Regions from separate parts of the Homo sapiens genome. Here all the other regions are linked to region 2. The links are chromatin contacts, found by Hi-C or POLR2A ChIA-PET in ENCODE. All regions are on one chromosome and are shown on one strand. Each heading gives the region's core, a stretch centred on a gene start or an enhancer-like site at or near the end of the contact. The rest is flanking DNA. Distances are from core to core; before and after follow the strand shown. Region 1 holds the start of LINC02274 (long intergenic non-protein coding RNA 2274). Region 2 overlaps DNAL1 (dynein axonemal light chain 1). Region 3 holds the start of PTGR2 (prostaglandin reductase 2).

Region 1 (3,707 bases), core at 1,109-3,608, 130 kb after region 2:
CATATCTTTGTCTGTTTATTCCCTTTTATCCCATTTCCCATTCCCATCCCCCCAATACACCATACACAACACAGTAATGCATTTGATAGGTTTTATAGCATTTGCATGTTTCCTTATAAAATATGTGGCCGGGCGTGGTGGCTCTCGGGCCAGGCACGGTGGCCGTTGTAATCCCAGCACTTTGGGAGGTAAAGGAGGCCAGATCATGAGGTCAAGAGATCGAGATGATCCTGGCCAACAGGGTGAAACCCCATCTCTACTAAAAATACAAAACTTAGCTGGGTGTGGTGGCGCGTGCCTGTAGTCCCAGCTACTCGGGAGGCTGAGGCGGGAGAATCACTTGAATCCAGGAGGTGAAGGTTGCAGTGAGCCAAGATCATGCCACTGCACTCCAGCCTGGGCGAGAGAGCGAGACTCCATCTCAAAAATATATACATATACATATACATATACATATACATATACATATACATATACATATACATGCATATATATGCATATACATATACATATACATGCATATATATGCATATAAATAAATAAATAAAATTTTTTTTATATATATGTATTTAGGTAAATGATATTGTGCCACAGGCCTTATTCTGACTGTCTTCTCTCAGCACTGTTTTACAGCCCTTCCACATAGCCATGGTACCCTCAGTTTCTTGATTCTAACTGCTACCCTCATCCCTTCCCCCAGCATCGAGCCCCTGGAGCTTTCAACTCCCCTTACCACAAACAACCCTGTAATGAACAACCTCATATATGGTCCTTTGTGAGAATTTCTGAGGACTATTTTCCCAGGATTGCTTACATTTTCTTCTAATACTCCTGCAGTTTGTTTTTTCTTCTATTCATATGCCTGCCCACGTTTGGTTTATCTGAGCACATCTAGCTTATACAATGATTTTGACTCTATTCTTTTTTTTTTTCCCTCTTTCTCTAGTCACACCTGCTGGAACAGGATCTATTAGTTCTTGAAATTTTCCATTGGCAAAATCACTCCTAATTTCCACTTAGACCATGTTTCTTCAACATTCTATTATATTTATTTTTAGTTTATTATTAATTATTTTTTTGAGACAGTGTCTTGCTCTGTCTTCCAGGCTGGAGTGCAGAGGCATGATGGTGGCTTACTGCAGTCTCACCCTCCTAGGCTCAAGCGATCCTCCCACCTCAGCCTCCCAAGTAGCTGGGACTACAGGCCTGCACCACCACACCTGGCTAATTTTTCTATTTTTTTATAGAGATGAGGTTTCGCCATGTTGCCCAGGCTGGTCTTGAACTCCTGGACTCAAGTGATCCATCCGCCTTGGCCTCACAAAGTGCTGGGATTACAGGCGTGAGCCCCCACATCAAGACTACATTCTATTTAAGTTAGTTTTTGTTTCAGTTTTTGGAATCTCAGCTTCAGATTTGTGTTAGTAATAAAACAACTTAGGTTTGGTGCCTCCTAAAGCAGACCCTGAGACAAGAACTTGGGTGACAATAGTTTACTTGGGAAGATATCCAAGGAAGACGGGGAGGGAGAGAGGAGAGTGATACAGGAAGGACGGAAAGCCAATGAAAGATACATTACTGAGCTGGGTTGTCACTGTGGACAATTGGCTCAATCTCCCTGCACACTTTTGAAGAACCATATAGAAACCACCCAAAATTGTCCTGCTGAAGTGTGAGAGGTTGGGACATTTATCCAGCAACCTTCATCTTCCATTGGCACTCTCCCACTCCCCTACTACCCAGCTCCCGCCCCTTTCTTCTGTGGCTGTATCTGCAAGTTGGACTGAGCAAGCTTCCAAGCTGAGGAGAAAATTCTGAAGCAGAAAAGCTGAGAGACTCCACTGGTGCTTGAGACGTGAAGCCATCAGCATGCATAGGAGCTGTTAGCCACAGCTGCATCACAAGCCACAGGCCTCAGTTCCAGTTGATCTACAGCAATCCTGTGGGCATGCACACCTTTGCTGTTGTCTGACCTACTTCTTGCCCTGCACCTTCCTATTCATGTATTGACTACACCTGACCTCTCTATCCTGACACAGTGAGACCCACTCAAACCGCTTCTTGGGCCTGATCTAGGTGAGCAGCCCCTCTGCCTCTCTGGCCCAGCCTCTCCACTTACCCGCTCTGGCAGGCCTTCAGCAGCCTGCCCTTGGAAATTTTGCACTTTTCCTTTTGCCAGTAGATATGTGGCTCTCATTTCTTTCCTTCTTTTCCTCTTCTCTCCCATTTACACTTTGATCTTGTCAGACTCTCCAATGGCATTATCAAGCCCTACTCAGATCATTGGCTTACCCTGACACAGAGAAAGTGCTCACACTCAGCATCAAATAACACAAATAAGAAGGATGCCCAATACTATTTGAGCACTTACTAAACGGAAAGCGCTGTGTGAAATGTGATTCAGTCATTATTTTATTTTCACAACAGCCTGATGAGGTCAGTACTCTCATTATGTCGATTTCTCAGAAGAGGAACTGCGGCTGGGAGAACGTGACTCATCTAGCTGATGGAGCTGAGGTTCAAGTGCAGGTATCTGGCCTTGAGGACTTACTTTTGACCACTCTATCACCAGTTAGCTTAGCCATTAACTACCAACTGATCCTCGGAGACAGGACCTCATTTCTTCTCCTTCTTCTTTTTTTTTTTTTTTTTTTTTTGAGACGAAGTTTAGCTCTTATTGCCCAGGCTGGAGTGCAATGGTGTGATCTTGGCTCACTGTAACCTCTGCCTCCCAGGTTCAAGCGATTCTCCTGCCTCAGCCTCTCAAGTAGCTGGGATTACAGGCACGCACCACCCGCCCAGCTAATTTTGTATATTTAGTAGAGATGGGGTATCACCATGTTGGTCAGGCTGGTCTCGAACTCCTGACCTCAGATGATATACCCACCTCAGCCTCCCAAAGTGCTGGGATTACAGGCATGAGCCACTGTGCCCAGCGGGACTTCGTTTCTTGTATGTGGGTTTTGACCTTTCAAGTAGAGTATAGCACCTTGGCTGGTTTGTTGTTGTTGTCTATATGGATTTTTTCTTTTTCATTTTCTTGGTTCATGGTATTACAACCATGTGATGCTTTTTTTAGGGCTAACTTAATGGATTTCTCTCCACCAATCTCTTGATACTAAAATTCTTTTTTTTTCTTTTTTTTTTTTTAAGACGGAGTCTTGCTCTGTCGCCCAGGCTGGAGTGCAGTGGCCAATCTCGGCTCACCGCAAGCTCCGCCTCCTGGGATCACGCCATTCTCCTGCCTCAGCCTCCCAAGTAGCTGGGACTACAGGCACCCGCCACCACACTAAGCTAATTTTTTTGTATTTTTAGTAGAGACGGAGTTTCACTGTGTTAGCCAGGATGGTCTCAATCTCCTGACCTTGTGATCCGCCCGCTTCGGCCTCCCAAAGTGCCGAGATTATAGGCGTGAGCCACCGCGCCCGGCATGATACTAAAATTCTACAATTAGAAATTAATTCCTTTGTCCCCACCTCACAGTTATATGGGAGAGACTACATGTTAATCCTTCTCAGCCATTTATACCTTAACATGAGTGAACTTCTAATCCTTTCCTGAGAGGTGGTTTTGGAAGAGGAGACAGGGGAAAAGCGTGAATGCACTAAGCCCTGATTAAAGGGAAGCCCCCTGATGCCATCACCTTACAAAAGCTCTTGCACAAGGGTATCAGGATTTAGGTGCAAGAATGTTCTTGGCAGCATTGT
Region 2 (3,837 bases), core at 393-2,892:
CCACCGCGCCCGGCCCATAGAAAGCTTTTAACATGTACAGAACTTACTTTATTTTTCTACTTGGTACTTGTTGGCTTTTTTTTTTTTTTTTTTTTTTTTTGAGACAGGGTCTTACTCTGCCACCCAGGCTGGAGTGCAGTGGCATAATTACAGCTCACCATAGCCTGGACATCCCAGGCTCAAGTGATCCTCCCACCTCAGCCTCCAAAGTAGTTGAAGACTACAGGCTCACACCACCATGCCTGGCTAATTTTTTTTATTTTTTGTAGAGATGGGGTCTTGCTATGTTGCCCAGGCTGGTCTCCAACTCCTAGGCTTAAGCGCTTCTCTCATCTGGCCTCCCAAAGTGCTGGAATTAGAGGCAGTGAGCCACCATGCCTGGCCATAGGCATTTTTATTTGCGATTTGGCAGTTAGGGGGCTTAATATTCACAAGTATGTATACTAAACCATTTGAGAATTCCCCTGAGAAGCTTTTCAGATAATTTGAAATTAAAGAGATTATTTTGTGAAATTATTTTTATTACGGCACACTTCATAGTATCTCAGAGCTTCTCAGGTTTTTCTTTTTTCTGAGATGGAGTTTTGCTCTTGTCACCCAGGCTGGAGTGCAATGGTATAATCTTGGCTCACTGCAACCTCTGCCTCCCGGGTTCAAGCGATTCTCCTGCCTCAGCCTCCCAAGTAACTGGGATTACAACCGCCCGCCACCATGCCCAGCTAATTTTTGTATTTTTATAGAGACGGGGTTTCACCATGTTGGCCAGGATGGTCTTGAACTCCTGACCTCAGGTGATCCACCCGCCTCAGCCTCCCAAAGTGCTGGGATTACAGGCGTGAGCCACCGTGCCCGGCCAGGAAAATATTTTCATCTAGAATTTTAGCAATTTTTTGAGAATAACCAGTAATAATTTTCTTTTTCATTTTAGGTACTCCAGTAATTAAAGGGGATGAGGAAGAAGACAACTAATGCCACGCTTTCCACTGTGTGTTAACTTATTTAAATGTCATAAGAACAATAGATAAATTTTATATAATTGTCTATTTTAAAGATTCTGTATGGGACAAAAGTTTCTTAAGATAAAACAGATCACTCATTCTCATCTTTTTTTTTCCTTTAACTTATTCAGTGTTTCTCCCCAAAACTGGTAATGCCAACCTTATATATCCTATTTCTCTTTTTAGAAACCACAAATTTTCGATTTTTGTCTTCAGTCTCAGTTACGTACTGTGTAGCCCCATCTACTAAAACAAAACCTTTGTAGACCAGTCATTTTTAATAACAAAGGAACAAATGTTTTTTTCAGTTTGTTCATTTTTTTTAGGTTAGACATTTTAAAAGATGTACATTTGAAAATTCAGAACATTTTTCCTGAAGGTCTGTCTCTGTACAATTCAGAAGCACATGCCTTTAGCTCAGAAGGCAGCATGGTGATGGGAAGAGTTCCTCTTAGAAATACAGCAGGTCCGGAACCAAGACTCCAAAGTTCCATTGGAAAAGATATGGTGAAAAAAGGAAAAAGTAGTATCTCAGAGACCTTCTAGTCTATATTATACTTATTTGTTTTTCCAAAAATGTGCACATTGTCAACTGGAATTTAGGTTGTTTTTATATGCATGGCCACTTGAGTCATTGTGTACAGTCATTCTGTGATCTCAGTTAGTGGTTAAAATGACTGTCATGATCATTTCTTTGACTGATAATGTGGCAATGTTACTCATGTGGACCTCGCCTTAAGCACACATTTTGGTTTTATAGTTCCTTATGTGTTTAAAGCATTAGTTATATTTGAATTCCTAGACTAAATGCTGGCCATTGATGTATGTCAAAATTTACCCTAATTATTTGGTCTGGTGACCCTCATTGTTGGGAAAAGTGACTACCATGGTTATAAGTAAGGGTATAATGAAACTTAGTATTTCAAAATATATTTTTTGAGAAGTTCTAAGTTAAACAGCTCTTAAAATGTATTATGTACGTGGTTGTGGAGGGAAGGGAGATGTTTCATTATGAGATCCCAGGCAAATGGCAATATGTTTGAGGATTGTCTCCTACATAAAGCAGTGTAGGTGATTTAACCTCAAAATTGCAAAGCAATAGTTAGATGCAGAGGTTAGAATTTATCATGTAAACAAAAAATCCTTCAGGAAAATGTAAGACATTGTAGTCAGTAAGCAGATGAGGTCATAGGAGGCCATGGCTGGATCACTATTAGATTGCAGAAAAGAAGTCAGGGGCCCTCTGCCAAATTGTGCCTAAAGTCCCTCAGAGACTGTTGATTCTGGTTTCCCCATCTACTTGTGTGATTTTACTTGCATAAAATCACAGTGAAAGAGGGAAGAATCATCTTTAAAAAGTGATTGCATAAGTAGTCCTGGGTTTCAGAAGATTTCAGCTATCATTTACATAGGAATTACTTGATTTTTCTAAGTTACTCTGATCAAAAGGGACCACTGCTTTGACAATCAACTCTAAATACAAACAAGAGGCCAGGCGTGGTGGCTCATGCCTGTCATCCCAGCACTTTGGGAGGCCGAGGCGGGCGGATCATCTGAGATCAGGAGTTCAAGACCAGCCTGACCAACATGGTGAAACCCCGTCTCTACTAAAAATACAAAAATTAGCCAGTCCTGGTGGTGGGCGCCTGTAGTCCCAACTACTCGGGAGGCTGAGGCAGGAGAATCATTTGAACCCGGGAGGCGGAGGTTGCAGTGAGCCGAGATTGCGCCATTGCACTCCAGCCTGGGCAATAGAGCGAGACTCCATATTTAAAAAAAAAAAAAAAAAAAAAAGAGGAAAACTTGGTCTAACACCCTTTTAGTTTTCTTTTCTCTCTTCTTTTCAATCTGATAGGAAGAAACCTTATTCTACTCTAGCTGGTTTATGCATTCAAAGCCTTTGGACATTTCTTTTATGAACCATAGGCAATGAGCCTTCATTCTCCTTGGTGATGTTTTAAGTTCCATAAACTGAGAGGGAAGATGATCTTCTTAAAGTTTGCACTTCCTTCAGTAGGCAAGCTTGAAGCCATGTTGATATGGATATGTTTTCTAAAAGTAACCCTGGAAGTGAATATAATAGGAAGTAAGTGATTTCATATTGAATTTATTTGTAAAATGGCTTAGAGTTTTGGTGTTTGTTTTTTCTGAATTCTGTAATATAGAAACTGGTTCTCTTTCTCCTTGTTTCTCAATGACTTTTAATTACAGGTAGTTCTCAGACAAATGTAAGATACTTTTCTCTGTCCATTTCATGCAAAATTCATATTCAGTATCATTCAACAAATCTTTGAATGACTTCTATGCATCCCTGTTCATGGAACCCATGCCATTAGAAAATGGCAGTTGGGATGTATGAAGAAATGTAGGATATTCTCTCAAATCATTCCCTAAATTATCCTTTACTGCTGCAAATTTAGCTGATAAAACTGCCTTTGGTTTATGCCTCTTGGATCAGATATTTGACCTATGTGGAATAGATTATCTCTGTGCTTCCGGTTTAAGACATTACGCCATTTTAGTGGATCATTTAAATTTTTTCTATTCTGTTTTTTTTTGTTTGTTTGTTTGTTTGTTTTAAACAGAGTCTCACTCCCGAGTAGCTGGGACCACAGGCACGTGCCATCATGCCTGGCCTATTTTTGTATTTTTAGTAGAGATGGGGTTTCACCATGTTGGCCAGGCTTGTCTTGAACTCCTAACTTCAGATGACCTGCCCACATCGGCCTCCCAAAGTGCTGGGATTACAGGCATGAGCCACCGTGCCTGGCCAAATTTCTTCTATTCTTGTAAGTGATGGTAAAACTCTGGAATCAGTCCAGTATTTTAGTTTTTCACA
Region 3 (4,177 bases), core at 1,615-4,114, 160 kb after region 2:
CATTCTGTTGCCCAGGCTGGAGTGCAGTGGTGCAAACACAGCTCACTGCAGCCTCGCCCTCCTGGGCTCAAGTGATCCTCACACCTCAGTCTGTCAAGCAGCTGAGACAACAGGCACACACATCACACCAGGCTAATTTTTAAAATTTTTTGTAGAGGTGGGTTTTGCCATGTTGCCTAGGCTGGTGTTGAACTCCTGGGCTCAATCGATCTTCCTACCTCTTGGCCTACCAAAGTTCTGGGATTACAGGTTTGAGCCACAGTGCCTGGCTTTTTTTTTTTTTTTTTTTCTTTTTTTGAGACAAAGTCTTACTCTGGCACCTAGGGTGGAATGTAGTGATGAGATCATAGCTAGCTGCAACTTGGAATTCCTGGGTTTAAGCGATCCTCCTGCCTCAGCCTCATGAGTAGCTGCTGGGACTGCAGGTGTGTGCCACCACACCTGGCTATTTTTTTTCTTTTTGTTTTTTTTTTTGGTTGTTGTTTGTTTTTTGTAGAGATAGGGGTCTCCTATGTTGCCCAGGCTGGTCTGAAACTTCTGGCCTCAAGTGATCCTCCTGTCTCGCCTCCCTAAGTGCTGGAATTATGAGTGTGAGCCACTGCACCTGGCCTATATTTATCATGCTTGAATGAAACAATATATACTATGTATTTTTTTTTGATAAGATGGAGATGAGAAGAATTGACACTTCCTTCTAGTGAAGTCTAGAAAATGATTCTCAGGGCTGGGCGTGGTGGCTCATGCCTTTAATCCCAGCACTTTGGGAGGCCAAGGCAGGTGGATCACCTGAGGTCAGGAGTTTGAGACCAGCCTGGCCGACATGATGAAACCCCATTTCTACTAAAAATACAAAAATTAGCTGGGTGTGGTGGCATGCACCTGTAGTTCCAGCTACTCAGTAGGCTCAATTGCTTGAACCCGGGAGGCAGAGGTTGCAGTAGGCCGAGATCGTGCCACTGCACTCCAGCCTGGGCGACAGAGAGAGACTCCGTCTCAAAAAAAAAAAAAAAAAAAAAGAAAAGAAAAAAGAAAAAAAAGAAAATGATTCTCAGGAATTGCTTGAACGATGAGAAGGAGGCAGTACAAAGTTCTGCAAAGAGGGAGGAGTAGGGAATTCCAGATTTATGGCAAATATAACAAAGGGTCAGGTGCTTGGACTCAGGCAGGATAACTTGCTCCTTTACTTATTAGTTACTTAACCTGACTTAGAACTTAACTAGCTTAACTTCGGTTTCCTCATTCGTAAAATGGTAATAATAATAATAGGGCTGTTTTGAAAATTAAATCATGTAGGCAAAAAATCATATAAGGCATTATCCAACTCAAACTACGCATTATGTAAATGATAGTAATCCTTGGTGTTAGAGAAAATTTAGAAGAAGAGGATAAACTGGATAGAAATGTACCTATAAATCCTCTACTCATCTCTTGAATTTTTGGGAACTCATTTTGGCGAGAAAAATCACACTTGTTACAAGGAGTTCACAGACCCTAGAATCAAGAGAGCTAAAACTAATTAATACACATACATATATTTAAAATTTTTGAGACAAGGTATCAGTCTGTCACCCAGGCTGGAGTGCAGTGGTGTGATCAAGGCTCGCTGCAGCCTACTGAGCAGCTGAGAGACTACCAGCAAGCACCACCACACCTAGCTAATTTCATTTTATTTTTTATTTTTTGAAGAAATGCGGTTTCACCACGTTGCCCAGGCTGGTCTCGAACTCCTGACTCAAGCAATCCACCTGCCTCTGCCTCCCAAAGGTCTGAGATTACAGGCGTGAGCCACTGCGTCCAGCCCCAAAACTAATTTAATATTGCAGGGCTTCTTTTCTATTTTGAAAGTGTTTCTTTTAAATCAAGTTCTAGATTACCTTTATTTTATACTACTACTTTTTGTCTATTTGAGCATTTTATTTTTCATCATTTGGTTTAAGTCATTACAAAAGGCATTGAAGGTCTGTCTACCTGTCCATGACAGATAAAAGAGATTAGCTCCTGTCTGAAAATGTTTGCAAAGTAGTGTAATTCTCCTAGTCCTTCCTGAAGCTTTCCCAAAGAAGCAAAAATATTCAGACATAAAGCTACCAGGAACTCCAACCTGTTTGATCACTATTCCCTTGCTCACCAACCTAGTCATCTTTCAGCTACTCCATGCATGACTTGTGCTGAGCTATTAGCTCCCACATGAATACAAGCAATTCTTATACCTGCCTAATTCAGATGATCTTTCTTAGGGTTTGAAGTCCCTGGGGATCCGAAGCTGTCCTAGGTATACACTTCTCTCAACCCAGTCCAGCACAAAAGGAGACGACTAACGATGAATGAAATTGAGAAATCAGCCCACACTGGTAATCTTGGAGGAATTTGGTATTCTTCGTGAAATAAAAGAGGCGCAAAGGGGCCCTGGATTAGGGTCCGGAGAGAGGGGTTTTATCCCAGCACTGCCCCTAACCAGCTGAAAGGTAGGTGGTCCAATCACATCAGCTCTCCGAGACTCAGTTTCCCCATCTATAAAACAAGGAGTAGGCTTGACGGTCCCTGTCTCACTATAATTTCCCAATCGAGGTTCAGGGAGAAATCCACAAAACTAATAAAACTTCTTCACGGACTGCTAAATGTGAACTCACTGGTCAAGGCTGCAAGATTTGCTCTTTGGGTCAAGGCAGTAGGGGCGGCCACAAGGAACCAATCTCAGTTAAGTTATTAATGCACTTTGCCCAGACTAGTAACTCTCCCCTGACGTTCCGCATTTCCCTTGCTTCTCCCGGAAACGTGGGGCGCCCAGGAATCCTAAACTTCCAATCCCTAAGCTTCCAAACCCCGCCCCTGGGAGGGGAGGGGGCGCGGAGCCGGGCCTAGTCGCGCGCCTGCGTACTGCGGTCAGAGGGCCGAGGCCTGGGGGCGAGCTGGGGTCGTGCAGTACAGCCTCTTTCCGGCAAATCACGCGAGATTTCGTTCACCCGGGCTCCACAGGGTCAGTGACGCGCGAGCGGCTCCCGCGACTGTGGCTCCCGAAGCTGCTTCGGGCCCCAGCGGTGAGGAAGAAGACTCTCAACCAGGGTGACTTCTAGGCGTCCTCCCGGAGCTACCGGGGACACTGGCGTTATTGCCCGCAACACTGAGATAGGGAATGCTCGAGAAACAGAAGCAGGTTTTGGGGTTTTTTTTGAATTACTGGGGGAAAGCAACCTGAGGTTTTGACGTAATTGTGTTTGAGGTGCCTCTGAAACTTTCATTTAACACAGATTTGTTGAGCACGTACCATGCGCCGGGCATAGGGGATTGGACTCACATTTTTTTGTGTGTGTGACGGAGTCTCGCTCTGTCTGTCGCCCAGGTTGGAGTGCAGTGGCGCGATCTCGGCTCACTGCAGCCTCCATCTCTCGGGTTCAAGCGATTCTCCTGCCTCAGCCTCCCGAGTAGCTGGGATTACTACTGCGCCCGGATAATTTTTTGTATTTTTGGTAGAGACGAGATTTCACCGTGTTAGCCAGGATGGTCTTGATCTCCTGACCTCGTGATCTGCCTGCCTCGGCCTCTCAGAGTGCTGGGATTACAGGCGTGAGCCATCGCGCCCGGCCTGGATTCACATCATTGAACAAAGCAGACGAGTCCTTATCCTCTTAGCGCTGACGAGCTGGGCAGTTAGTTTGAAATTCTGGGCTAGAGACGCAAATTATTATTAATTTCCATATAAAGTGGTTGGTAGGAGGAGCCACAGGGCTCAGGGAGGTCACTGAGAAAGGGAAGAGCAAGATAGGAATCTCCACATGCAAGACTTCGGGAGGGGAAGGGGGAGACCAGAAAACCGGAAGGGGAGGAGAAGACTGGCAGAGAGATCCAGAAAGACACGTGGTTTGTTTGTTTGTTTTTTGAGACAAAGTCTCGCTCTGTTGCCCAGGCTGGAGTGTCCTGGCTGGATCTCGGCTCACTGCAGCCTCAGTCTCCTGGGTTCAGGCAGTTCTCCAGCTTCAGCCTCCTGTGTAGCTGGGACTATAGGCGCCCACCACCACGCTTAATTTTTGTATTTTTAGTAGAGCGGGGTTTTCCCATGTTGGCCAGACTGGTCTCGAATTCCTGGCCTCAAGTGAGCCTCCCACCTCAGCCTCCCAAAGTGCTGGAATTACAGGTGTGAGCCACGGCTCTGGGCCCAGAAAGATACGTTTTATAACAA

The links. A loop is a pair of places that touch in the nucleus more often than their neighbours do. ChIA-PET counts read pairs that join two places held with the same protein, here RNA polymerase II (POLR2A). Pooled maps may share reads with other maps.
Region 1: a pooled map shows a loop between it and region 2 (9-fold over the local background). The contact joins the promoter of LINC02274 here to the enhancer-like site in region 2. A Hi-C loop is called at or near these places in 7 of 50 pooled maps. POLR2A ChIA-PET finds 5 or more read pairs at or near these places in 8 of 52 experiments (BJ, OCI-LY7, Panc1 and 3 more).
Region 3: a loop to region 2 is called in a pooled map, with 4 times the contacts of the local background. The contact joins the promoter of PTGR2 here to the enhancer-like site in region 2. A Hi-C loop is called at or near these places in 1 of 37 single-sample maps with no recorded cell type and 5 of 50 pooled maps. POLR2A ChIA-PET finds 5 or more read pairs at or near these places in 5 of 52 experiments (Caco-2, HepG2, OCI-LY7 and 2 more).

What each region holds. Positions count from the first base shown.
Region 1 is chr14:73,827,777-73,831,483 of GRCh38, forward strand. It overlaps LINC02274 (long intergenic non-protein coding RNA 2274), which reads right to left and starts at 2,359. Exons shown (of 2, transcript NR_135238.1): 1 at 2,120-2,359.
Region 2 is chr14:73,694,974-73,698,810 of GRCh38, forward strand. It overlaps DNAL1 (dynein axonemal light chain 1), which reads left to right. Exons shown (of 8, transcript NM_031427.4): 8 at 929-3,837. The coding sequence ends at 969. Among named protein-coding and RNA genes, the nearest start is that of PNMA1, 17 kb to the right of the region's middle. RefSeq lists an enhancer at 2,957-3,126. Within about 2 kb of position 1,643, at least 4 of the 41 ENCODE cell types and tissues checked have a DNase peak (open chromatin) inside an H3K27ac peak, as active enhancers do; they include PC-9, where a contact is called at or near this core.
Region 3 is chr14:73,848,967-73,853,143 of GRCh38, forward strand. It overlaps PTGR2 (prostaglandin reductase 2), which reads left to right and starts at 2,865. Exons shown (of 10, transcript NM_001146154.2): 1 at 2,865-2,977. RefSeq lists a silencer at 2,599-3,001 and an enhancer at 2,611-2,660.